Linked DNA regions of Homo sapiens: regions 1 and 2 are each linked to region 3. Evidence: read pairs that join two places in POLR2A ChIA-PET (ENCODE). Cell type or tissue: Panc1. All regions are shown on one strand. Region 1 has its middle 26 kb from the start of PHOX2A. Region 2 overlaps FOLR1 (folate receptor alpha). Region 3 holds the start of LOC112268077 (a long non-coding RNA gene).

The links. Peaks named below come from ENCODE experiments on the same cell type or tissue, not always from the same donor. Only the 100,000 strongest peaks of a DNase experiment are listed, where the experiment ranks them.
Region 1: POLR2A ChIA-PET joins it to region 3 with 10 read pairs; 3 of 35 experiments call an interaction of 5 or more read pairs at or near these places.
Region 2: POLR2A ChIA-PET joins it to region 3 with 15 read pairs; 2 of 35 experiments call an interaction of 5 or more read pairs at or near these places.

Annotation. Positions count from the first base shown.
Region 1 is chr11:72,266,352-72,274,351 of GRCh38, reverse strand. No RefSeq gene overlaps it. Among named protein-coding and RNA genes, the nearest start is that of PHOX2A, 26 kb to the right of the region's middle. In Panc1, no CTCF peak of the experiment used is centred here; no DNase peak of the experiment used is centred here; H3K27me3 peaks cover 562 bases.
Region 2 is chr11:72,194,147-72,202,146 of GRCh38, reverse strand. It overlaps FOLR1 (folate receptor alpha), which reads right to left. Exons shown (of 4, transcript NM_016729.3): 2 at 6,688-6,876; 3 at 6,400-6,535; 4 at 5,848-6,250. The coding sequence ends at 5,970. It overlaps FOLR1-AS1 (FOLR1 antisense RNA 1), which reads left to right. Exons shown (of 3, transcript NR_199595.1): 2 at 3,411-3,634. Among named protein-coding and RNA genes, the nearest start is that of FOLR1, 6.0 kb to the right of the region's middle. In Panc1, no CTCF peak of the experiment used is centred here; no DNase peak of the experiment used is centred here.
Region 3 is chr11:72,353,728-72,361,727 of GRCh38, reverse strand. It overlaps CLPB (ClpB family mitochondrial disaggregase), which reads left to right. Exons shown (of 16, transcript NM_001258392.3): 5 at 2,720-2,848. It overlaps LOC112268077 (a long non-coding RNA gene), which reads right to left and starts at 7,212. Exons shown (of 3, transcript XR_007062768.1): 1 at 7,034-7,212; 2 at 6,353-6,577. In Panc1, CTCF peaks have their summits at 7,468 and 7,679; no DNase peak of the experiment used is centred here.

The DNA of each region.
Region 1 (8,000 bases), 87 kb after region 3:
ATGGTGAAACCCTGTCTCTACTAAATACAAAAAAAAAAAAAAAAATAGCTGGGAGTGGTGGCGTGTGCCTGTAATCCCAGCTACTTGGGAGGCTGAGACAGGAGAATCGCTTGTACCCAGGAGACAGAGATTGCAGTGAGCCAAGATTGTGCCATTGCACTCCAGCCTGGGCAAGAGCGAAACTCCATCTCAAAAAAAAAGAAAAAGAAAGTGAAAAGACAACCTATAGAATGGGAGAAAATCTTTGAAACTCAGATTTGATAAGAGTCTAGTATACAGAGTATATAAAGAACTCTTAAAACACAACCATAAAAAGCAAATTAACCCAATTTTAAAACAGGCAAAGGATCTAAATAGACATTTATCCAAAGAAGATACATAAAAGGTTAAAAAGCACATGAAAGATGTTCGGTGTCATTAGCTATCAGGGAAATGCAAATCAAATCCACTATACATACCCGCCAAAATGACTATAATAAAAAAGATAGGCAATAACAAGTGTTGGTGAGGATTTGGAGAAATTGAACTCTCATACACTACTGGTAGGAATGTAAAGTGAGGCAGCCACTTTGGAAAAGAGCCTAACAGTCACTCAAAAAGTTAAACATAGAGTTTCCATCTAACCCAGCAATTCTACTCCTAGCTTATACCTAAGAGACAGGAAAACATACAGCCACACAAAAACTTACACACAATGTACATAGCAACATTTTTCATAATAATTAAAAAGTGGAAACAACCCAAATGTTCATCAAACTGATGAATGGATGGATAAAATATGGTGTATCTATACATATACACAGAATATTATTCAGACATGAAAAGAATGAAGTATTGATTTACACTACAACATGAACCTTGAAATATGCAAAATGAAAGAATCCAGTTACAAAATACCACATAGTAGATGATTCTATTTATATGAAAATGTCCAGATAGGCAAATTCACAGAGACCGAAAGTAGATTAGTGGTTGCCAGGTAATGGGAAAGGGGAATCGAAATGACTGATAATGAACTTGGGGGTTTCTTTTTGGAGTGATGAAATGTTCTAGAATTACATAGTGGTGGTGGTTGCACAACTTTGTGCAATCCTTGTATTGTACACTTCAAAGGGTGAATTTTTTTTTTTTTCTTCTTGAAACAGAGTCTTGCTCTGTCACCCAGTCTGGAGTGCAGTGGCGTGATCTCAGCTCACTGCAAGCTCTGCCTGCCGGGTTCACGCCATTCTTCTGCCTCCGCCTCCCGAGTAGCTGGGACTACAGGCACCCACCACCACGCCCGGCTAATTTTTTGTATTTTTAGTAGAGACGGGGTTTCACCGTGTTAGCCAGGATGATCTGGATCTCCTGACCTCGTGATCCGCCCGCCTGGGCCTCCCAAAGTGCTGGGATTATAGGTGTGAGCCACAGCGCCTGGCCTTTTTTATTTTTATTTTTTTGAGACAGAGTCTCGCTGTGTTGCCCAGGCTGGAGTGCAGTGGTGCGATCTTGGCTCACTGTAACCTCTGCCTTCTGGGTTCAAGCAATTCTCCTGCCTCAACCTCCCGAGTAGCTGGGATTACAGGCAGGCGCCACCACAGCTTACTAATTTTTGTATTTTTAGTAGAGACAGGGTTTCACCATGTTGGCCAGGCTGGTCTGGAACTCCTGACTTCAAGTGATCCACCCGCCTCGGCCTCCCAAAGTGCTGGGATTACAGACATGAGCCACTGTGCCCCGCCTAAAGAGTGAATTTTATGATGTGAATTATATCTCAAAGTTTTATATCTCAAAAATTATGCCTCAGTTTTAAAAATAAGGAAATACATGCTTTCAAAAAAATGTTTTAATATATCAAAGTTAAATGTCAAGAGAATGAGAAAAGAAGTCACAGACTGGGAGAAAATATTTACAAAAGACATATGTGATACAGGAATATTCAAAATATATGCTTACAACTGAACAATAAGAAAACCAGATTAAACAACGGGCAAACTATCTGAAAAGACACATCACCAAAGAAGATATACAGATGACAAATAAGCATATGAAAAGATCCTCCACATCCTATGTCATTAGGGAATTGCAAATTAAAACAATGAGATACCACTATACTTTAGAATGGCTAAAATTCAAAACTCTGACCATACCAAATACTGGCAAGGAGGTGGAGCAATAGGAACTCTCATTCATTGCTGGAGGGAATGCAAAAGGATACAGTCACTTTGGAAGACAGCAGTTGTTTACAAAACCAAACATACTTTTACCATATGATCCTACAACTGAGCTCCTTTGTGTTTACTCAACTATGTTGACAACTTACGTACACCCAAAAACCTACACATGAATGTTTGTAGCAGCTTTATTCATAATTGTCAAAATTTGAAAGAAATTAAAATGTCCTTCAATAGGTAAGTGGATAAAGAAACTCTGGTACATCCAGACAGTGGAATATTATTTAATGCTAAAAAGAAATGAGCTATTAAGCCATAAAAACACATAGAGAAACTTTACATTCTTATCACTAAGTGAAAGAAGTCATTCTGAAAAGCCTATATACTGTATGATTCCAACTATATGGCATCATGGAAAAGACAGAACTATAGAGACAGTAAAAACAGAAGTGATTTCTAGGGACTTAAGTGGAGAGAGATCAATAGGTGGAGCACAGGGGATTTTTAGGGCAGTGAAATTATTCTGTATGATATTACAAGTGTGGGCATACGTTATTATACATTTGTCAAAATCTACAGAATGTAAATACAGTGAACTTTAACTATGGACTTTGGTCAATTATGATGTATGTGTCAATATTGGTGCATTGATTGTACCAAATATTCCAATCTGATGCTAATATCGATAATGAAGGCTTTGTTGGGGGGGGTTGGTACTAGGGCAGGAGAGGGGGGTATGGGAATGCTGTATACTTTCCACTCCGTTTTGCTGTGAACCTAAAGCTGCTCTAAAAAAATTGTCGATTAACTTTTAAAAGTTAAATGAACCACATTCTAATAGAGTTTCTTTTTAAAATGGGGGGGAGGGGAATAGAGCTGTATCCAAAAAGTTATGGCTCATATTTTAACAGGTTAAAGTTGAAAACTGTTTTAGGGTCTTCCTTCCTCTACCTGATTTCTGTAGCTTACCTGGACATACTCATACACACAATAGATGCTTACCGAGTGTTTGCAGGAAGAACAAATCAGTAAGACTCCACGGCATAATCTCATGATTTGGGTTTTTATCTTTGTTTCTTCCCATTGCAGTATCGCTTCATCCATTTAGCATTTCTTAGGCAATTAATTATATAAAATAAGTATAATTTCCTGATGACTAAAACATATCAGCTTAAAGTCCTTACAACATGACAATTTGTACCCCAGAGCAATCTAAGGGAGAGGCAGGCAGAAGCCACAATGTCTTACATGCCCTAAGCGTCAGAAGCAGAACACCACCATTCCCACCATATTGCATTCATTACAATAGAAGTCCCAAAAATGCAAGGGAAGGAGAATTAAGCTTCACTTTTTTGTTTTTGTTTTTTTCTAGACGGAGTTTTGCTCTTGTGCCCAGGCTGGAGTGCAGTGGCGTGATCTTGGCTCACTGCAATCTCCGTCTCCTGGGTTCAAGCGATTCTCCTGCCTCAGCCTCCCAAGTAGCTGGGATTACAGGCATGCACCTCCATGTCCAGCTAATTTCGTATTTTTAGTAGAGATGAGGTTTCTCCATGTTAGTCAGGCTGGTTTCAAACTCCTGACCTAGGTGTTCCACCCACCTCAGCCTCCCAAAGTGCTGGGATTACAGGCGTGAGCCACCGTGCCCAGCCTTTAAGCTTCACCTTTTAAAGGATATAGAGATAGCAGTATACATTAAAAATATGCATGCATATTTTAAAACCACCACACATGTCTAGACACATCAGACTCAAACTTCCAAAACTCAAAGATTAAGAGAATGTCTTGAAAACGAGAAAAGACATATTACATTGAGAAGAACAAAGCACACTTCTCACCAGAAATTATGCAAGCTAGAAGAGAATAGAAGGTCGTACTTTAAGTGCTAAAAAGAAAAAACTCATCAGAATACCATACCCAATGAAAATATTTCAAAAATGAAAGTGAAATACTTTTTCAGACAAACTGAAGGTGACAGAATTCATCAGACCTGCATTACAAGAAATGTTAAAGAAGTTCTTCAGGAAGATGGAATGTGATACCAGAGGGATGCTTGGATTTACATCAAGAAATGAAGACCTACTCCATAAATGGTTAAAAGGAAGCTCTAAGCCACCACCACCTGCCTGCAAGCCGACTGCTTTCCAATTTTGCTTGGAAGGATCACTTAGCTTTGGAAGCCTAGAGAGAGGGGTGAGCGCTCCAAACTTGTAAAGGCATCTTCATTTGGGTAGGGTCTCTTCTCCGTGACCCAAGGAACCCTTGTCAGGGTCATTATAAAACCTTCACAAAGGGCTTGAATTTTCTTTTTTCTTTTTTCTTTTTTTTTTGAGACAGTCTCTCTCTGTCAGCCAGGCAGGAGTGCAGTGGCACTATCTCGGCTCACTGCAACCTCTGTCTCCCAGGCTCAAGCAATTCTCCTGTCTCACCCTCCCGAGTAGCTGGGATTACAGGTGTGTGCCACCATGCTTGGCTAATGTTTGTATTTTTAGTAGAGATGGGGTTTCACCACGAAGTGAGTCAGGCTGGTCTTGAACTCCTGACCTCAGGTAATCCGCCCACCTTGGCCTCCCAAAGTGCTGGGATTACAGGCGTGAGCCACCGCGCCCAGCCTTGAATTTTCTTTGAATGATAGCACCACTGAAACTTCCCCTTCCAGGAAGCTTCCACCAAAGAATTAGAAGATTCTGTAACCGCAGTGTGCACTCCTAAGTGACAGTGTGCTTAACACTCCCCTTCTTATTGCAACACTCTCTCCCAACCCATTCCCACCACCCAAAGACCTATCAGAGCTTCTGTCATGTTAGTAGCTATGACACTGCTCCCTGGATACATCTAGATACATTTCACTGGTTCTGATGTGACAACCTGACCCACCAGAGCAAATCAGACTTCCCTCTCCTCCAGAAATTTTAAAACTAGAACAGAGAATACACCACAAATCTCTGTTTAGAGTGCCTAACTAGGATGTACAGGTCTGGAGCTGTCCATAACCAAGTTGTCTACTCCAAGGGTCAGAATAGTGGAGGAAACTTACCTGCTAGGGGAAAAAGAGCAGAGTCCAGTGGAGCAAAGTGCAGGCAGGAGCAGAGCTAAAGTATTATAATATTATAATATAAATATTATATTTATATTATAAATATTAAATATTATATTTATATTATATTTATAATATATTATATTTATATTATATTTATAATATATTATATTTATATTATAATATTTATAATATATTTATATTATAATATTTATAATATATTTATATTATAATATTTATAATATATTTATATTATAATATTTATAATATATTTATATTATAATATTTATAATATATTTATATTATAATATTTATAATATATTTATATTATAATATTTATAATATATTTATATTATAATATTTATAATATATTTATATTATAATATTTATAATATATTTATATTATAATATTTATAATATATTTATATTATAATATTTATAATATATATTATATTTATATTATAATAATTATAATATATTATATTTATATTATAATAATTATAATATATTATATTTATATTATAATAATTATAATATATTATATTTATATTTATATGATAATATTTAAATATAAATATTATATTTATATTATAATATTGAAATATAAATATTATATTTATATTATATTATTATATATTATATATAATACTTATATAAGTATTATTATATTATAAATATAATATAATAAAGTAAAATAATGCAGCAGCTTTGGAAGACAGTTAGTGGTTGTTTACAAAACTAAACATACTTTTTACTGTATGATCCTTCAGTTCTGCTCCTTGGTGTTTTACTCAAATATGTTGAAAACTTATGTCCACACAAAAACCTGTACATGAATGTTTATAGCAACATCAGAGAATACCATTGGTGTCTGGGTCCCTGGTCCCGGTTTTCCCTAAAACCTATCTGCTGTTAGGGCCTGCAAAACAACAGAGTATCCCTAAAATTAACTTTTCTTTTTCCTTTAGCTGGAATATCCCTTCAGGTACAGCTTCTGTTTCTTGAAACTAAAAGATTCTCAAGTTCCTCTCACTTCCTCACTGAGAATCTCACCTAACACCCATGTAATTATATATGTAGTCATCTGTCATTTATAGATGGGATCACTTTAAGAAAGCTTGATGTATTAAAATACAAGCGTCCAAACCTGAAAAACTAATGAGTAAGTATTCATTACCCCCAAATAATTATTTGTTCTACAAAAAGAATTTACTAAAGGGAATCTTTTAAACTGCAGTTTTCCCAGCGCTCTCAAGATATTGTTTCAAAACCAGCACGTCCATTACAATATGGTATGATGTAGCCAATAAAAGAGAACAAGATGAATCTGCATGTGCCAATAGTGAAATAGCCCCAGGAATATTATTAAAAGTCTTATCTAAGGCCAGGTGCTGGCTAATGCCTGTAATCCTAGCATTTTGGGAGGCCAAAGTGGGCGGATCACTTGAGCTCAGGAGTTCAAGACCAGCCTGGGCAACATAGGGAAGCCCCATCTCTACAAAAACACAAAAATTAGCTGGGCATGGTAGTGCACCTGTAGTGTCAGCTACTTGGGGGGCTAAGGCGGGAGGATCACTTGAACCCGGGAGGTCGAGGCTGTAGTGAGCTGAAACTGTGCCACTGTACTCCAGCCTGGGTGACAAAGTGAGACCCTGATTTTTAAAAAAATCTTATCTATATAGCTGTATAGCTTTATCCTTTTTGTGTATGTGCACACCTGCACAAACACATAGATACAGGGTGTGTTTTTTTTAATTTCTAGAAGAAATTAAACAAGAGTCAGGTGTAGTGGCTCATGCCTGTATTCACAGCAGTTTGGTAGGACCAGGCAGGCAGATCCCTTGTGCCCAGGAGTTTGAGATCAGCCAGGGCAACATGGTGAAAACCCGTCTCTACTAAAAATACAAAAATTAGCTGGGCGTGGTGGCTGGCGCCTGTTGTCCCAGCTACTCAGGAGGCTGAGGTGAGAGGATTGCTTAAGCCCAGGAGGTCGAGGCCACGGTGAGCTGTGATAGCACCACTGCACTCCAGCCTGGGTGACAGAGCAAACATCCTGTCTCAAAAACACAAAAAAGAAATTAAACAAGGAAATTGTGAACAAGGAAATGTTGAACAAGGAAATGTTCACAAATATTTCCTTTTGAGAGAGGGACTAGGGGAAGAAACAGGGAAGGAATACTTCTCACTTTTCATTTAAACTTTTTATTACTTTATTTCTTTTTAATCATCTGGCCAGTGCATGTAATTTAATTGGAGAGTATCTAGTCAGTGAAATTATAAGCTGTCTTTTCTAATACTCTTCCATACTCTTAAAAACGGAAAATATGAAAAATGATAGAGAAGTCAGGAGAACTAAGAAAGCTGCATACCCAATAACTACAGAGGGGATGTCAGAAAGAAAGAATCAAGTTCATAACACAGAACCCCAGAAGAGTTCAGGAATGCAAAGCACCAGGTGCTCTGAGAATGTGGGATGCAACATGGGGCTGAAAATAGGGGCAAGGATTGAACTTTTTTTTTTTATTTTTATTTTTTGAGACAAGGTCTCACTCTTTTGCCCAGCCTGGAGTGCAGTGGTGCAATCTCAGCTCACTGCAATCTCCGCCTCCTGGGTTCAAGAGATTCTCCTGCCTCACCCTCTGGAGTAGGCACATGCCACCACGCCCGGCTAATTTTTGTATTTTTGGTAGAGATGGGGTTTCACCATGTTGGCCAGGCTGGTCTCAAGCTCCTGGCCCCAAGTAAGTCACCTGCCTCGGCCTCCCAAAGTTCTGGGATTACAGGCGTGAGCCAGCACACCTGACCGGAACATT
Region 2 (8,000 bases), 160 kb after region 3:
ACGTCTGTAATCCCAGCACTTTGGGAGGCCGAGACAGGTGTATCACCTGAGGTCAGGAGTTCAAGACCAGTCTGACCAACATGGCGAAACCCTGTATCTACTAAAAAATACAAAAATTAGCCAGGCATGGTGGTGTGTGCCTGTACTCCCAGATACTTGGGAGGCTGAGGCAGGAGAATCGCTTGAATCCAGGAAGCAGAGGTTACAGTGAGCCAAGATCACGCCATTACGCTCCAGCCTGGGCAACAAGACCAAAATTCCGTCTCAAAAAATATATATACATACATACATATGTATACTTATACGTATGTATGTATGTATACATACATATGTATACTTATACGTATGTATGTATGTATACATACATATGTATACGTGTACATACGTATACGTGTATACGTGTATACGTGTACACGTGTACATACGTATACGTGTATACGTGTATACGTGTACACGTGTACATACGTATACGTGTATACGTGTATACGTGTATACGTATACGTGTATACGTGTACATACGTATACGTGTATACGTGTATACGTGTATACGTATACATACGTATACGTGTATACGTATACATACGTGTATACGTGTATACGTATGTATACGTGTATACGTGTATACGTGTACATACGTATACGTGTATACGTGTACATACGTATACGTGTATACGTGTACATACGTATACGTGTATACGTGTACATACGTATACGTGTATACGTGTACATACGTATACGTGTATACGTGTACATACGTATACGTGTATACGTGTACATACGTATACGTGTATACGTCTGTATACGTGTATACGTGTATACGTGTACATACGTATACGTGTATACGTGTACATACGTATACGTGTATACGTGTACATACGTATACGTGTATACGTGTACATACGTATACGTGTATACGTGTACATACGTATACGTGTATACGTGTACATACGTATACGTGTATACGTGTATACGTGTATACGTATATATAGGTTATTGCCAGCTTGGGACTATTATGTATAATGATACCTAATATTATGAATATTCATAATTAAGTTTTGTTATGTTGATTTTCATTTCTCCTGAGTAGATACCTGGAAGTGGAATTTTGAGTTGTATGGTAGTTTTACATTTAACTTTTTGAGAAACTGCCACACTGTTTTCCAAAGGGCTGTACCATTTTACATCCCCACCAGCACTGTGTGAGGGTTCACATCCTTGCCAACATTTGTTATTGTCTATCTTATTATTATTGCCATTCTAATAGGTATAAAATGGTATATTACTGGGGTTTTAATTTGCACTTTTCTAATGATTAATAATGTTGAGTATCTTTTCACGTAACTACTCATAATTTGTGTATCTTCTTTTTTTTTTTTTCTGAGACACAGTCTCGCTCTGTCACCCAGGCTGGAGTGCAGTGGCATGATCTCAGCTCACTGCAATCTCCACCTCCCAGTTTCAAGCAATTCTCCTGTCTCAGCCTCCCGAGTTGCTGAGATTACAGGCATGTGTCACCGCACCTGGCTAATTTTTGTATTTTTAGTAGAGACAGGGTTTTGCCATGTTAGCCAGGCTGGTCTTTACTCCTGGCCTTAAGTGATCCGGCCGCCTCAGCCTCCCAACGTGCTGGGATTACAGACATGAACTACCGCACTCGACCTATGTATCTTCTTTAATGAAGTTTGTTCATTTCTTTTGCCCATTATTTGATTGGGTCAACTGCCTTATAATTACTGAGTTGTAAGTGTTCTTTGTATATTATGAATACAGATGCTTTATCAGATGTGTTTTGTAAATATTTCCTCCAGTCTGTTGCTTGTCTTTTAATTTTCTTAAGGCTGTCTTTTAAAGGGCAAGAGTTTTGAATTTTAAGTCCAATTTATCAATTTTTGCATTCATCACCTATGCTTTTGGTCCAAAAAAGAAGTGGGCCAGGCTTGGTGGTTCACGGCTGCAACCCCAGCACTTTGGGAGACCGAAGTGGGTGAATCACTTGAGCCCAGGAGTTCCAGACCAGCCTGGCCAACATGGAGAAACCCTGTCTCTACTAAAAATACAAAAATTAGCTGGGTGTGGTGGCGCATGCTTGTAGTCCCAGCTACTCAGGAGGCTGAGGCAGTAGAAGCCGGGAGGCAGACATTGCAGTGAGCTGAGATCACACCACTGCATTCCAGCCTGGACAAGAGAGAGACTCCGTCTCAAAACAAAAACCAACACACACACACACACACACACACACACACACACACACACACACACAAAATAAATAAGTAAAAGAAATAGGTCGGGCATAGTGGCTCATGCCTGTCATCCCAGCACCTTGGGAGGCCAAGTCAGGTGGATTGCTTGAGGCCAGGAGTTTGAGACCAGCCTGACCAAATGGTGAAACCCCGTATCTACTAAAAATTATGAAAATTAGCTGGGCATGGTGGCACATGCCTATAATCCCAGCTTCTTGGAGGCTGAGGCATGAGAATTGCTTGAACCCAGGAAGCAGAGGTTTCAGTGACACGAGATTGTGCCACCGCACTCCAGCCTTGGTGACAGAGTAAGACTCCATCTCAAAAAAAGAAAAAAAAGTTGGTTTTAGATGGTACTTATCTTTAATTCCACTAATCCAAATATATCTGTAAACTAATCATATTTGTAAATGGTGTCACTGATCCTGTAGAGAACATGATGCAACAATTGACCTTGTTTACAAGACTACCCAGGGCGGTCAGCAGTGGATTGCTCCACTTTTCGGGTTGATGTAGTTTTTCTGGTTTTTTCTGTGTGTGTGTAGTTTTTCTTTTTTTTTTCTTTTTTTTTTTTTTTGAGACGGAGTCTCACTCCATTGCCCATCGCCCAGGCTGGAGTGCAATAGCAGGATCTCGGCTCACTGCAACATCCACCTCCCGGGTTCAAGCAATTCTCATGCCTCACCTTCCCAACAAGCTGGGGTTTACAGGCATGTGCCATCACGTCTGGCTGATTTTTTTGTATTTTTAGTAGAGACGGAGTTTCACCATGTTGGCCAGGCTGGTCTTGAACTCTTGCCCTCAAGTGATCCGCCTGCCTCGACCTCCCAAAGTGCTGGGGTTACAGGCATAAGCCACCATGCCCGGCCTGGGTTGATGTAGTTATTTGCATAGGTTTAAAGAGTTGATCCTCCTTCTTACTAGGATCTAACCAAAAAATTAAATTTGTAACTATGACCGTGCATGAAATAGAAACTGACCAGAAAACAACGAGGTCTGTTGCAAACCTTGTGATTCTCCTGTCCTTCCAAGTACATGATAAGATCATGTTTTCCTGGCCTTCTTGAATTTAGGCATGCTCATGACTTGATTTGGCCAATGATATAAGTGACAGGTGGAAATTTGAAGAGCCTTATGGAATTCGCTAAGTTCCCTCTTCCTGTTTCATAGAAGATGGAGCCTCCATCAGCCTGGGCCTGGAATGAGAAGCAGAACCCCCTGGCTGCTAATGTAGTCCAGGAAAGAGAAATGAACAGAATCCCTCTGATAACCCACATTAAACATTGCAGCTTGAGCAAGAAATAAACATGATTTGTGGCCAGGCACAGTGGCTCACATCTGTAATCCCAGCATTTTGAGAGGATCACTTCAGTGCAAGTTCAAGACCAACCTGGGTAAGATAGTGAGAACCTCCCTGTCTTTACTATTGTATATATATAATACATATTTTATATGTGTATATATTAGCTGGATGTTGTGGCTCACAGCTGTAGTCCCAACTACTCAGGAGGCTGAGGCAGGAAGATCACTTGAGCCCAGGAATTTGAAGCTGCCGTGAGCTATAATCATGCCAGTACTCCAGCCTGGGTGACAGAGAGAGACTCTGTCTCTAAACGAAAGAAAACAAACAAAAAAAACCCAAAAAGGTGAGTTGTATGATGCCACAGAAATATTACGAATGTTACTGTAATATAACCTGGCTTAATACAAAGGTTACAAACTATATTTAATGGAGAACGCTGCCTTAAAACCCTTCAGGTTATTGGTTTGGAACCTGCTTAGGAGTCGAAGTTTGGGTTCCCATCCTAGCTCTGGCAGAGCAGCTTAGGCCCAGCTCCTCTGGTCAGCCATGGACCCATTATCCCTTCAAGACACACATATTTATTCACTCCATGATGGGAAAGAGCATGTCCTTTCTTTTTTTTTTTTTTTTTTTTTTGAGGCGGAGTTTCGCTCTGTTGCCCAGGCAGGAGTGCAATGGTGTGATCTCTGGTCACTGCAACTTCTGCCTCCTGGGTTCGAGAGATTCTCCTGCCTCAGCCTCCCGAGTAGCTGGGATTACAGGTGCACACCACCACGTCCGGCTAAGTTTTGTATTTTTAGTAGAGACAGGGTTTTGCCATGTTGGCTAGGCTAATCTCGAACTCCTGACCTCAGGTGATCCGCCCGACTTGGCCTCCCAAAGAGCTGGGATTATAGGTGTGAGCCACTGTGCCTGGCCAGGCAATGTTCTTTAATTTATGTGTCTGTTTCTACATATGGAAAATGCAGACAGTAGTATCTACATGTCATCGGTATAAACAGTTTAGGATAGTGCCTAGCAGAAAATGCTTTGTGGGTATTAGCTGTTAGTGCCATATGGCTCTTGCTGCCACCCTTACCCTCTTCCCAGCAACCCATCCAAAACATGCTGGGTACAGCCATTCCCACCTCTTCTTTTGGAGAGCTGAGCACAGCACAGGAATCAACCCTGGGAAGCTTATGTTCAGTTTAAATGATAAAATCCTGAGCTAGGCTGGGCATGGTGTCTCACACTTGTAATCCCAGCACTTTGGGAGGCTGAGGTGGGTGGTTCACCTGAGGTTAGGAGTTCCAGACCAGCTTGGCCAACATGGCGAAACCCCATCTCTAATAAAAATACAAAAATTAGCCAGGCATGGTGGCCCACACCTATAGTCCCAGGTACTCGGGAGGCTGAGGCAGAATTGCTTGAATGTGGGAGGCAGAGGTTGCAGTGAGCTGAGACTGCGCTGGGTGTGGTGGCTCACGGTTGTAATCCCAGTACTTTTGAAGTCTGAGATGAAAGGTTTGCTTCAGGCCAGGAGTTTGAGATCAGCCTGGACGACATACCAAGATCTCCTCTTTATAAAAAAATGTAACAATTAGCCAGGTGGGGCTGGGCGCAGTGGCTCACGCCTGTAATCCCAGCACTTTGGGAGGCCAAGGCAGGCGGATCACTTGAGGTCGGGAGTTCAAGACCAGCCTGACCAACATGGAGAAACCCTGTCTCTACTAAAAATACAAAATCAGCCGGGCATGGTGGTGCATGCCTATAATCCCAGCTACTCTGGAGGCTGAGGCAAGAGAATCACTTGAACTTGGGAGGAGGAGGTTGCAGTGGGCCAAGATCATGCCATTGCACTCCAGCCTGGGCAACAAGAGCGAAACTCCATCTCAAAAAAAAAAAAAAAATTAGCCAGGTGTGGTGGCACATGGTTGCAGTCTCAAGTTGAGAGGCTGAGGTGGGAGGATCACTTGAGCCCAGGAGGCAGATGTTACAGTGAATCAAGGTCATGCCACTGCACTCCAGCCTGGTGACAGAGTGAGATCCTGTCTCAAAACAAACAAAATATTCCTGGGTGAGACCCTGTCTCAAAACAAACAAATGAAAAATTCCTGGGCTTGGCTCTAGATTGGAGCAATAGTAAAAAATGAAATTGAGAGCTACGAATGTCTCCTAAGTTAGAAAAATAGTTAAGTATCAGGCTAGTTTATAGCAACTGTCAGAGCTAGGAATTGGCCCAGTCTCACTGGTTTCAATCAATGGGAATTGGAAAACAAAACAGTCACGTTCCCATTCATATCCAAATAATTCTCAAGACACATGTGCGGTGTCTGGTTTATTCAAAGTGGCTGTCAGAGGCCCGACCATGGAGCAGGAACCAAATAGTTGGGAGCTGTGGGGCTGAACAGGGCAGGGATTTCCAGGTATCAGAAGGTAAAAGGAGGTCAGCTGAGCAGCCACAGCAGCATTAGGGCCAGGCTAAGCAGGAAAGGCCAGGCTGCCCAGGGCCCAGCCCCACTCATGGCTGCAGCATAGAACCTCGCCACCTCCTCATTGGGGTTGCCCTGGGCTGGGTCGAACCACATCTGGATGCAGCGGCCACTCCCTCGGCTGTAGTTGCTGACCTTGTAGGAGTGAGTCCAGATTTCATTGCACAGAACAGTGGGTGTGGGGAAGTAGAAATGGAAAGGTTGGCAGGCAGCTCCCACTGCGCACTTGTTAAACCCTGTAGAGAGGAGGGAAGACCTTTAGCCACTGGGCCCGGAACTATCTTGAGGTCTGCCAGCCCTACAACTCCAAATTGTCACATACCTGTTCCACACCCACACACCTCCACTTCCAAATCCCTCCATTCCTGCCCACCCCAGCCCTCACCTGAAGTCCAGTTCCAGCCCTTGTGCCAGTTGCTCTTGCAGGTGTAGGAGGTGCGACAATCTTCCCACCATTGCTCACAGTCCTCTTTGCACAGGGGCACGTTCAGTACCCGCTCTTTGCGCCAGCTCTGATCCACCTGGGTGATTTTGATACAAAAGAAGGGCTCAGGTTCAAGAATCCCAGCAACTCAGCCCCGAATAGAACTGGAGCTGGGGTTGCAGCCTGCAGAGATGCCTGGAAAGCTCAGCTGCTCCGCTAGGTCTTGTACCTGCAGGAAGCCATGCATACCTGCTGGATCCAGGGCCCCAAGTTGGGGGAGCACTCGTAGAGGCAGGTGTCCTGGATGAAATGCCGTTTGCAGGCAGGTGCCATCTCTCCACAGTGGTTCCAGTTGAATCTATATAGGTAGGAAACATCCTTATGGGCTTCCTGGCTGGTGTTGGTAGAACAGCAGGCATTCTTCCTCCAGGGTCGACACTGGATGGGGGAAGACAGAGGACTCAGTCCACAGCCAGCACAGCCAGCACAGCCAGAATATTCCACATGCAGTGTCTCCCCTCTTAGTCCTTGATTCCCCAGCCCACTGGAAGTCACCCAGGAAAATACTTGCTATTGGGACCTCTTTAGGGGAGAGGGCCGTCAGAGACAGTGGGAGCCCAAAAGGGAGCTCCTGCTGGAGTTGCAGTCATTACAAAATTTGTTAATTCAACCTTTATTGAGATCCTACTTACTCTCACCCAGGTACTTTTGTAGAAACTGGGGTTACAACAATGAACACATCACCTGATTTTTGCTTTGGACAAAAATTAAGCAGAGACGGATGGGGACTTGTAGTGTAATAGTGCGGTCAGATTAAGCCTCACTGAGGTGTCAAAGATTTGAAGGTAAAAAAGCAATTTAAATTGTAACCCCAGGCTGGGTGCAGTGGCTTACTTGTGTAATCCCAGCACTTTGGGAGGCCAAGGCAGGTGGATCACCTGAGATCAAGAGTTTGAGACCAGCCTGGCCAACATGGTGAAACCCCGTCTCTACTAAAAATATAAAAATTAGGCCGGGTGCGGTGGCTCACGCCTGTAATCCCAGCATTTTGGGAGGCCGAGGCGGGTGGATCACGAGGCTAAGAGATCAAGACCATCCTGGCCAACATGGTGAAACCCCGTCTCTACTAAAAATACAAAAAATTAGCCGGGCGTGGTGGCTGGCACCTGTAGTCCCAGCTACTTGGGAGGCTGAGGCAGGAGAATGGTGTGAACCCGGCAGGTGGAGCTTGCAGTGAGCCGAGATCATGCCACTGCACTCCAGCCTGGGCGACAGAGCAAGACTCCATCTCAAAAAATAAACAAACAAAAAACTAGCCAAGTGTGGTGGCGGACACCTGTAATCCCAGCTACTTGGGAAGTGTTTTGTCCCTGACTAGCTGCCTCACCCATTATCTGTTTGTGGAATTTGTGATACAAAAAAACAATGTATAGCCAATCAATTGTGGATGTTATTTTATTATAAGTTATTGAGAAACAACTTAGGAACTAATCTTTTTCCTTAAAAACTAACTTGTGATGGCTGCAAAATTCAGGACAACTTGAAACTATGCTCCTGTGTGC
Region 3 (8,000 bases):
CACCTTTCCTGCTTTCTTGAGCCAACTATCACTTTTCGTCAGGTTCATCATTATATCCAGCAGTTAATGTCCTATGTGGCAGTTCAGTGATGCCCTTAGGGGCTTTTGAGGTGCTGTACTCTGAATTCCTTTTTCAGCTTTTCATTGTCCTGTTCTTTTCCCTGCCTGCCTGGCCAGTGCTTGATTGTAATCAATCTGCTTGGTTCTGTAGCATCCTCCCTGGCCTTCTTATTTCCTTCTCCTAATCTGCAGTGGGCTGGAAATAAGATCACCTAGCATGATTTGATAAGACTGTAACTAAGGGCTAGTAATCTCTGATTGAGGTCCTAAACGGCTCTCTTATGGGAAAAGTGTAGATGCCATTGCACATGGGACTTGTATGTTAGAGGCCTTTTAACTTCCTGTTCTTCCTGCTCCAGGAAAGGTCAGATAACACTCCTGGGGCAGGAGCAGGGGGTTCATCAGTCTGGAGAGGCCATGTCAGGAGTAGAAGGCTCATTGACCATTGATTCTATAAACCACAAGAAACTAAGAAACTGTTGTCTGTTCTCCAGCTGCACACTCCACCAACTTTATTTTGGCCAAACATTTGAAATGCTTCCATCCACATTAGGTTATCTGAGTGCTAGCTACAAACCTCAGGCCATTTTCTGTTAAGGGCAAATTCTGCAGAGAGTGAGTTTGCACCTTCACCCAAACAGGAAAACAGGATGGAATAAGAGCCAAGGCTGGGACCAGGACATCTGGGCTCTACTTCTTTCTTGGTGTCTGATTTCCTCATTTGGAAATTGAGGGTGACATTATGATATGTGAGAAACAGTGGGGACAATCACTTATTAGCTATGTGACCTCTGAGCCTCAGTTTCCTCATCTATAAAATGGGAATAATAATTACCTACTATGTAAGGTAATTATGAGAATTAAGTAAGATTGTGTGAAGTGACCATGTCAGGCATAGTATAGAAGGTCAGTAAGTGAAATCTATTAGTATGGCTGGGCGCGGTGGCTCACGCCTGTAATCCCAGCACTTTGGGAGGCTGAGGCGGGTGGATCACCTGAGGTCGGGAGTTTGAGACCAGCCTGGCCAACATGGTGAAACCCCATCTCTACTAAAAATACAAAAATTAGCCGGCTGTGGTGGCGGGCACCTGTAATCCCAGCTACTCGGGAGGCTAAGGCAGAGAAACGCTTGAACCGAGGTAGAGGCTGCATTGAGCCAGATCGCGCCACTGCCCTCCAGCCTGGGTGACAGATCAAAACTCCATTTCCAAAAAAAAAAAATCTATTAGTATTTGGAAGAGGCATGGCAGTCTTCTGGCTTTTGGAACTTTATATAGGACATTTAGTATTGCATAGACTCCATTCCAAGACCACTTGAAAAAGAATGGTTTAGGAATTGTCTGGTGCTTTTGACTACATAGGTAAGATCGCCTCTTGACTGAGTGTACCCCTTTATCCAGTGAGAGGTAAGAGGAACCTGTCCTCTGCAGATCCTGTGCTGTGGACTCAGGGAGGAGTATAGGTAGTCAGGACCCAAATTCTACCCCTACAAACTCAGCTCAGGAGGGAATGTAAGACAGTTGCCTGGATAACTTTCACATGGGGGCTAGAAAGAAGCTCCATTGCCTGAGCAGGGGAGAGAGTGCTCTGAGGGGTCTCATTTCCCAAGGGAGGGCCCCAGAGGTGGGGTAACATTCTAATTTATTGTCCAAACTGGAACTGTCTATAACAGCAGAAGAAAACCAGGACCACCCTGGGTAAACAGGGTGTGTGGAGTCACCCAACCCAGAGAGTCCTGGAAAAATGATGGACTGGTTTTATGTTATTTTATATCAAATCAGAGTGAGAAAATCACAAATATTAGCACTAGAGTGAGCCTGGGGGATTTTGGTTCTTTGACCACATGAAATGCTTGTTCTTCTTTCAAAAAATGTTTACAGGTAATAAGGGTAAAAATGCAGATTACAAAATTGCATTTACAGTAAATTCCAATTTTATAGGGGATACACACACACATGAAATTTGGAAGAACATATATCAAAATCTGACACATAGTTTCTCAAGTCACTGAGATATTGGTTCCTTTTCTTTGTTGTACTTTTCTGTGATTTTAAAAATTTAATTGCTTTTATAAATTTTTTAAGCTTTAAAAAATTAAAACCACTTACTTACTAGAATGTAAACATTTTCAGAGCAGAGAGGTATATTAATCTGCTAAAACAGCCTCTGTCTCCTGCCCCACTCTTTCCTTATCCTACCCCAACCTGCTTTCTTTACCTGCATAACTTCTCTTCATCCTTTAAGACTCCTGTCTTCTGGGATCCTCTCTTCATGCCCAAGTTGAGCTAAACTCTCTTCTGGCGTTCTGGTATATTCTCCTATTATACCTCTAACAGAGCATTTATCTCAAACAGTTCTATAAACATCTGGTTATTGTCTGCCTCCCTTGTCAGTTAGGTCAGGGACCTTATCTGATCTATTTCATGTCCCCAGGATGAATCCTAACACATAACAGATGTCAGTAAACATTGTGGAACTAACTGGCCTCTGTTTTGCCTCTTCTTACCCAGCACAGATGGCCAGGAACATAGTAGGTGCCATTTTATGCTTAGTAAGTAGGTAGATGAGTGAGTGAATTAAAATGCCACTAGAAAACAGGTGAGATTGGTGGCTCATGCTGTCGTTGCTAATGGAAGGGTTTGTGTTGCTGTCTCCCCAGTCCTGATCACCCGAGAGGATGACTTCAACAACAGGCTGAACAACCGCGCCAGTTTCAAGGGCTGCACGGCCTTGCACTATGCTGTTCTTGCTGATGACTACCGCACTGTCAAGGAGCTGCTTGATGGAGGTGAGAGCAGAGGTGGAGGAGGGGTGGGGTGGGGGAAGTGGAAGAGGGGTGGGGTGGGGGGGGTGGAGGAGGGGTGGGATGGGGCTTGGCAGGGGGAGAGAGTACTTGGCAGCCTCACTATTCTGGAAATAACATACTTCCCCAGAGCCCTGTTATCCTCCTAGAGCTAGAGATGCCTCGAGAGCAGCTTTGCCTGCTGACAGTGGCAGTGCACACATGTGGTTTGCCCTCCTGTGGCTGATGTGTGTTCTCTGCCTATATGTGGTGTGATACACCATGTCATCCTGCCTGTCTGTGTATGCTGTGAGAGTTTTCTGGACTCTTGCTATCCCTAAAAGTGTTCTCTCTTCTCCCCCGTGACCTCCAAAGCAGAGCTAATGAAACAAAGGACACAGGCTCTTTAAATCCCTCCTAACCCAGGTCACAAAGACATCCTCTTTGGTCCCACCCCCGTCTCAGGCCCCTTTCATTACTCTGGGTCATGGCACCCTATTCTTTTCCGTCATTACACTTGTCACAACCTGAAATTGTTTTTATTTGTTCAATAGCCTTCTCCCTAACTTGTCTCTGAGCTTCTAAAAGGCAAGAACCATGGCTGACTGGTTCAAGTGTCCCCAGCATCTACTATAGTACTTGGCACTTAGTAAGCACTCAATAAATCAATGAATAATGAATACCCTCCCTTTGGAGAACATCAGTTAATTGGAGAGACAAAACATGCCATCCCCAGACTCAGGCTGGGCAAGTCCTGTCCAAGTCTGGTAGTGCTACCTGCCAGACACATCCCAGTCACTTTCTTTCCCACTTCCCCATATCCCACTCCTGCCTCTCCTTGGGAGAGTGTGGGAAGCATCTGGCCAGGATGTGTGGAGCACAGACCCCTGAGTGAGTACATGGCACATGACTGCCTGTTCATGCCTCCTCTGGTGCTTTTTGAGGGCCAGGGATCCTCTCTTGGGGCTAGACCCCAGGGTCTTCCTTGTTGGGATCATTCTTCATAGAACCTGAGCACTGGAAAGGTCCTCAAAGGTCTCTGGGCCACTCTGATGATTGCCTGCCTCTCTTCCAGCAGAACCCTCTCCAACAGCTGGCTAGCTGACATTTTTCAGAGACAGAAGGAACCTCCTTCTTCCCCAGGGAGACTGGTTGAAACCTTTTTTTTTTTTTTTTTTTTTTTTTCTGGGACACGGAGTTTTGCTTTTGTTGCCCAGGCTGGAGTGCAATGGCACAATCTTGGCTTACCGTGACCTCTGCCTCCCGGGTTCAAGCAATTCTCCTACCTCAGCCTCCCGAGTAGCTGGGATTACAGGCATGTTCCACCACATCTGGCTAATATTGTATTTTTAGTAGAGACAGGGTTTCTCCATGTTGGTCAGGCTGGTCTCGAACTCTCAACCTCAGGTGATCCACCCGCCTCAGCCTCCCTAAGTGCTGGGCCACTGCGCCCGGCATGGTTGAAACATCTTTTTAATGAGCTGTGGTCTTCTCTATAACTTATGCCAACTGTCTTTTGCTACCTAGTCACTTTTCCAAATACCAGTCTTCAAAGAAAGTTCTTTCAGTCCCAGAGCCTTTGCCTCCACAGGCCCAGCATCCCCAGATCATCTTCTCATTGGCCTCTGGGAACTTCCCAGGAACACGCACGTAATCTTGCCACTTTCTGTCAGCCACAGCCATGCTAGCTTAAAACCCAGGCCTGGCCTGTATCCCCAAGCCTACAAGGGACCTGCCCCAGAGCAGCCAGAATATGCTTTGTTCTAGGGCACAGCCACTGAAGGGCAGGACTACTTGTGGATGTGGCAGCAGTTCTTGGGATGACTGATGCTTCTGGAGCGAGAACTTGCTGTTCTCAGAAGCAGAGACTTAGAAAACATCCCCAAGCAGAAAGCTTCTTCCTTTGTCCGTTGGAAAACTCTGTGGCAAGACATTTGTAGCTAAGAATTGGAGTGTTCACCAAGGACATTATCTCTGCCGTGCCTTAAAATCAATCAATACTCCCAGCTATTGTCCAGTAGTTTACATTCTCTGCTTCCCCCAACCCCCAGACAAGAGAATTCACTTTATAAGGAGCCCCTCTTCCTAGCCTTCTAGATCGAACACCTTTGAAATGAAAAGACGAGGGCCTTTTATGAAACTCCCTCTATCCTCACCCCCAGGCCAAGGCTGGCCCTTTGAGCCGTTCCAGGGGCATGGTTCCTGCCTGTTGACTTGGAACAGATGCCCTTAGCCCCCACCTTTACATTTCTCCCACCTGCCTTTTTAGCCAGCATACATTTACACCCCTTGCCCTAGCCTCCCAGCCTCAAGGGCCAAAACCATTAACCCACTATTTCTCCCTCCCAACCCTGAACAAGTTGCCGTCACTCAGGGCCTGCAGGCTGCCAACTTCTGACCTCCCTTCCCCCTTGACCTCCCTTGGTCTGCCTGTGTGTGTGACCAGCCAACCGAGAGGCAGGATCCTGCTCTATCATTCTAGGGGCTGTTGCCAGTAATATTTCCAGAGTCTTTTGACCTCAGCTGACCCTCTCCAAAGGGTTTCAGGAAAGGCAAGGGAGCCTACCTTCCTGCCCATCTGGCTGGCTTTTTTTTTTTTTTTTAATTGAGACAGATTTTCGCTCTTATTGCCCAGGCTGGAGTGCAATGGCGCGATCTCGGCTTGCCACAACCTCCGCCTTCAAGCGATTCTCCTACCTTCAGCCTCCCAAGTAGCTAGGATCACAGGCGTGTGCCACCACACCCAGCTAAATTTGTATTTTTTTTAGTAGAGGTAGGGTTTCTCCATGTTGGTCAGGCTAGTCTCAAACTCCCGATCTCAGGTGATCCGCCCGCCTCGGCCTCCCAAAGTGCTGGGATTACAGGCATGAGCTACCGCGCCCAGCCCCATCCGGTTTTCTTAGGCTGTACTTGCCACCAGCTTTGCTGCAGTAACTAAAGGGAGATTCTGTGAGATCCAAAGCAGGCCTAAATACAGAGGCCAGCCTGTGCTCACAGGGCCCACACAGAACAGTTTCCTTGAAATTACTTAGTCCTCAGGGATTTAGGGTCCCCAGACCTTAGAGGGTTAGAGCTAGAAAAGTCAGCTGCTCTTGCTGTCTGACCAAAAGTCCCCATTTGAGCTGGGAGGAGATTCAGACAGAAGCATCAGGCTGATAATGTGGAAAGCTCTCTGGCCCATTAGGAGGTGGCATGGAGTAATAGAAAGGGAACCTCAGGCTTCAGAATCAGGCCAACCTAGGTTTGAATCCCAGTTTACCCACCTATTAGCTGTGTTGCCTTGGGCATGTTTCCTTAATTCTCTAAGCCTCAGTTTTCGTACATCTAAAATAACACCTGTTTCACAAGGATAGCATGAGGATTGGTGGTATTTTTTATGAAAGCCCCTGGCAGGCACATGGTAGGTTCCCTGTTATAAGTACTTATCATTGTGACATGTATAAAGAAATCAAACTCTCATTCTGGCAGCTGTAATTCCATTCCTCCCCAATATAGAACCTTTACTCCTACCTTAAGGCCTCTTAATTCTGTCTTTACCTACGATATTCCCATCCTGCCTAAAGTGCCATCATGTTCCCTGTTTTCTTATCTGAATCCTCAGACTCTTCAAGGCCTCTCTCTCTTAAGAAGCCTTTCTTCGTCGTCTGGTCTACTCCGATACTTCCTCCTCCAAACTTGTACAGCATTGTACAGCTTAGCACAGACTGCTTAACGTCGTCTCATTTTCGGGAGACCCTGTAGCATAGTGAAAAAGAAACAAGCTTTGAAGTCAGACCTGGGTTTAAATCTCAGCCTTGTCAAGTGACCCTGGGCAAGCCACTTGCCATCTCTGAGACCATGGGCCTCAGGGAATCCTAAGACAGATCAGGCAAACTGTCACTGACCCTGAGAGGCTCTCACACTGTCAGAGGAGATAGATGTGGAAACAGACCATGATAATGGGGTAGGTGCTCTGGCAGGCGCCTGGACAAGGGGCTCTGGGGACGAACAGGGGGAAATGATGTCTTCTGCCTGGTGATCAGAGAGGTAGAATCAGTTACAGAAGGCTTCCCAGAGGAGGGGGTGCTTAGGCCTTATCAGGAAGGATGATGGGAGTTTGCCAGAGTTCTCCAGAAGGGTTTTGAATTAACTAGTGCCAGTCTTCTACTCCCAACCGCCACAGAAAAGTACAGAGACCCTCATGTTTTTTACCTTGGAAGATGCTGCTTTTGCCTGTGTTGATGGCTTATCAGCAGGAAGGCTCTGCTTCAGCACTTGAATGCAGGTGTGGTGGGAGGGAGGGAGGAAGGTGGGGAAGAGGCAGTAGGACTAGAAAGAGGAGTGATCAGGGAAGGTGGCTGGAGCCTCATACTTCAAGTGCCTGAAGATGACTCATCTTGATATTTCCAGGACTGTTAAGTTGCTTTGGCAACCAGGTCCTCTCAGGGATGTGATCCCACCGGCAGATCCATCTTCCTAAAACATATCTCTAATCATGGCCGTTTTTCTTGACCAAGGTTCCTCCAGAGAATTGAGCCCTCATTCTCCAAGGCATCCATCGTACACAGGAATTAACTTCTCTCCCAGGAATCTAAAATGGTACTAGCTATATATATATATATATATATACACACACACACATCTTTGGAAGCATTGAGAAAATCACTAGTCAATTTTTTTTTGTATGTGCTTCAAAGGAGAACCCCCAGCTAAGAGAGGTTGCAAGGGAAGAGCATGAATATTGGAGTCAGGATCTTGGTACCAGCCCTGCCATTTAATAGCTATGTGATCCAGGGCAAATTACTGACTGTTCTGAAGTTCTTTCTCCTCATCTGGAAATGGGGGTGGCGCCACCTACCTCCTAAGGATTTGTAAGGATTAGGACATATGTACTTCTCCAGAGTAGGTACTTTATATATAGTCTCTGTTATTATTAACTTCAGAAACACTCAGTGCTCACTCGTTTAAAAAAAAATTCTAACCATACTAATGCTTTTAACTGGTTTTAGAGTTGTTCTAGTCTGACCCTCACCTACCTTTTCCCCTACTGGAGCCCTAATACTCCAGCTACACTGTGTTCCCACCTTGGTGCCTTTATTCTCGCAGTTTGTTCGGCCTCTCTGTCCCCTTTAAGACCATTTTGCATGCTGGTGGAGTTCCTTTTACCAGTCAGTCACCA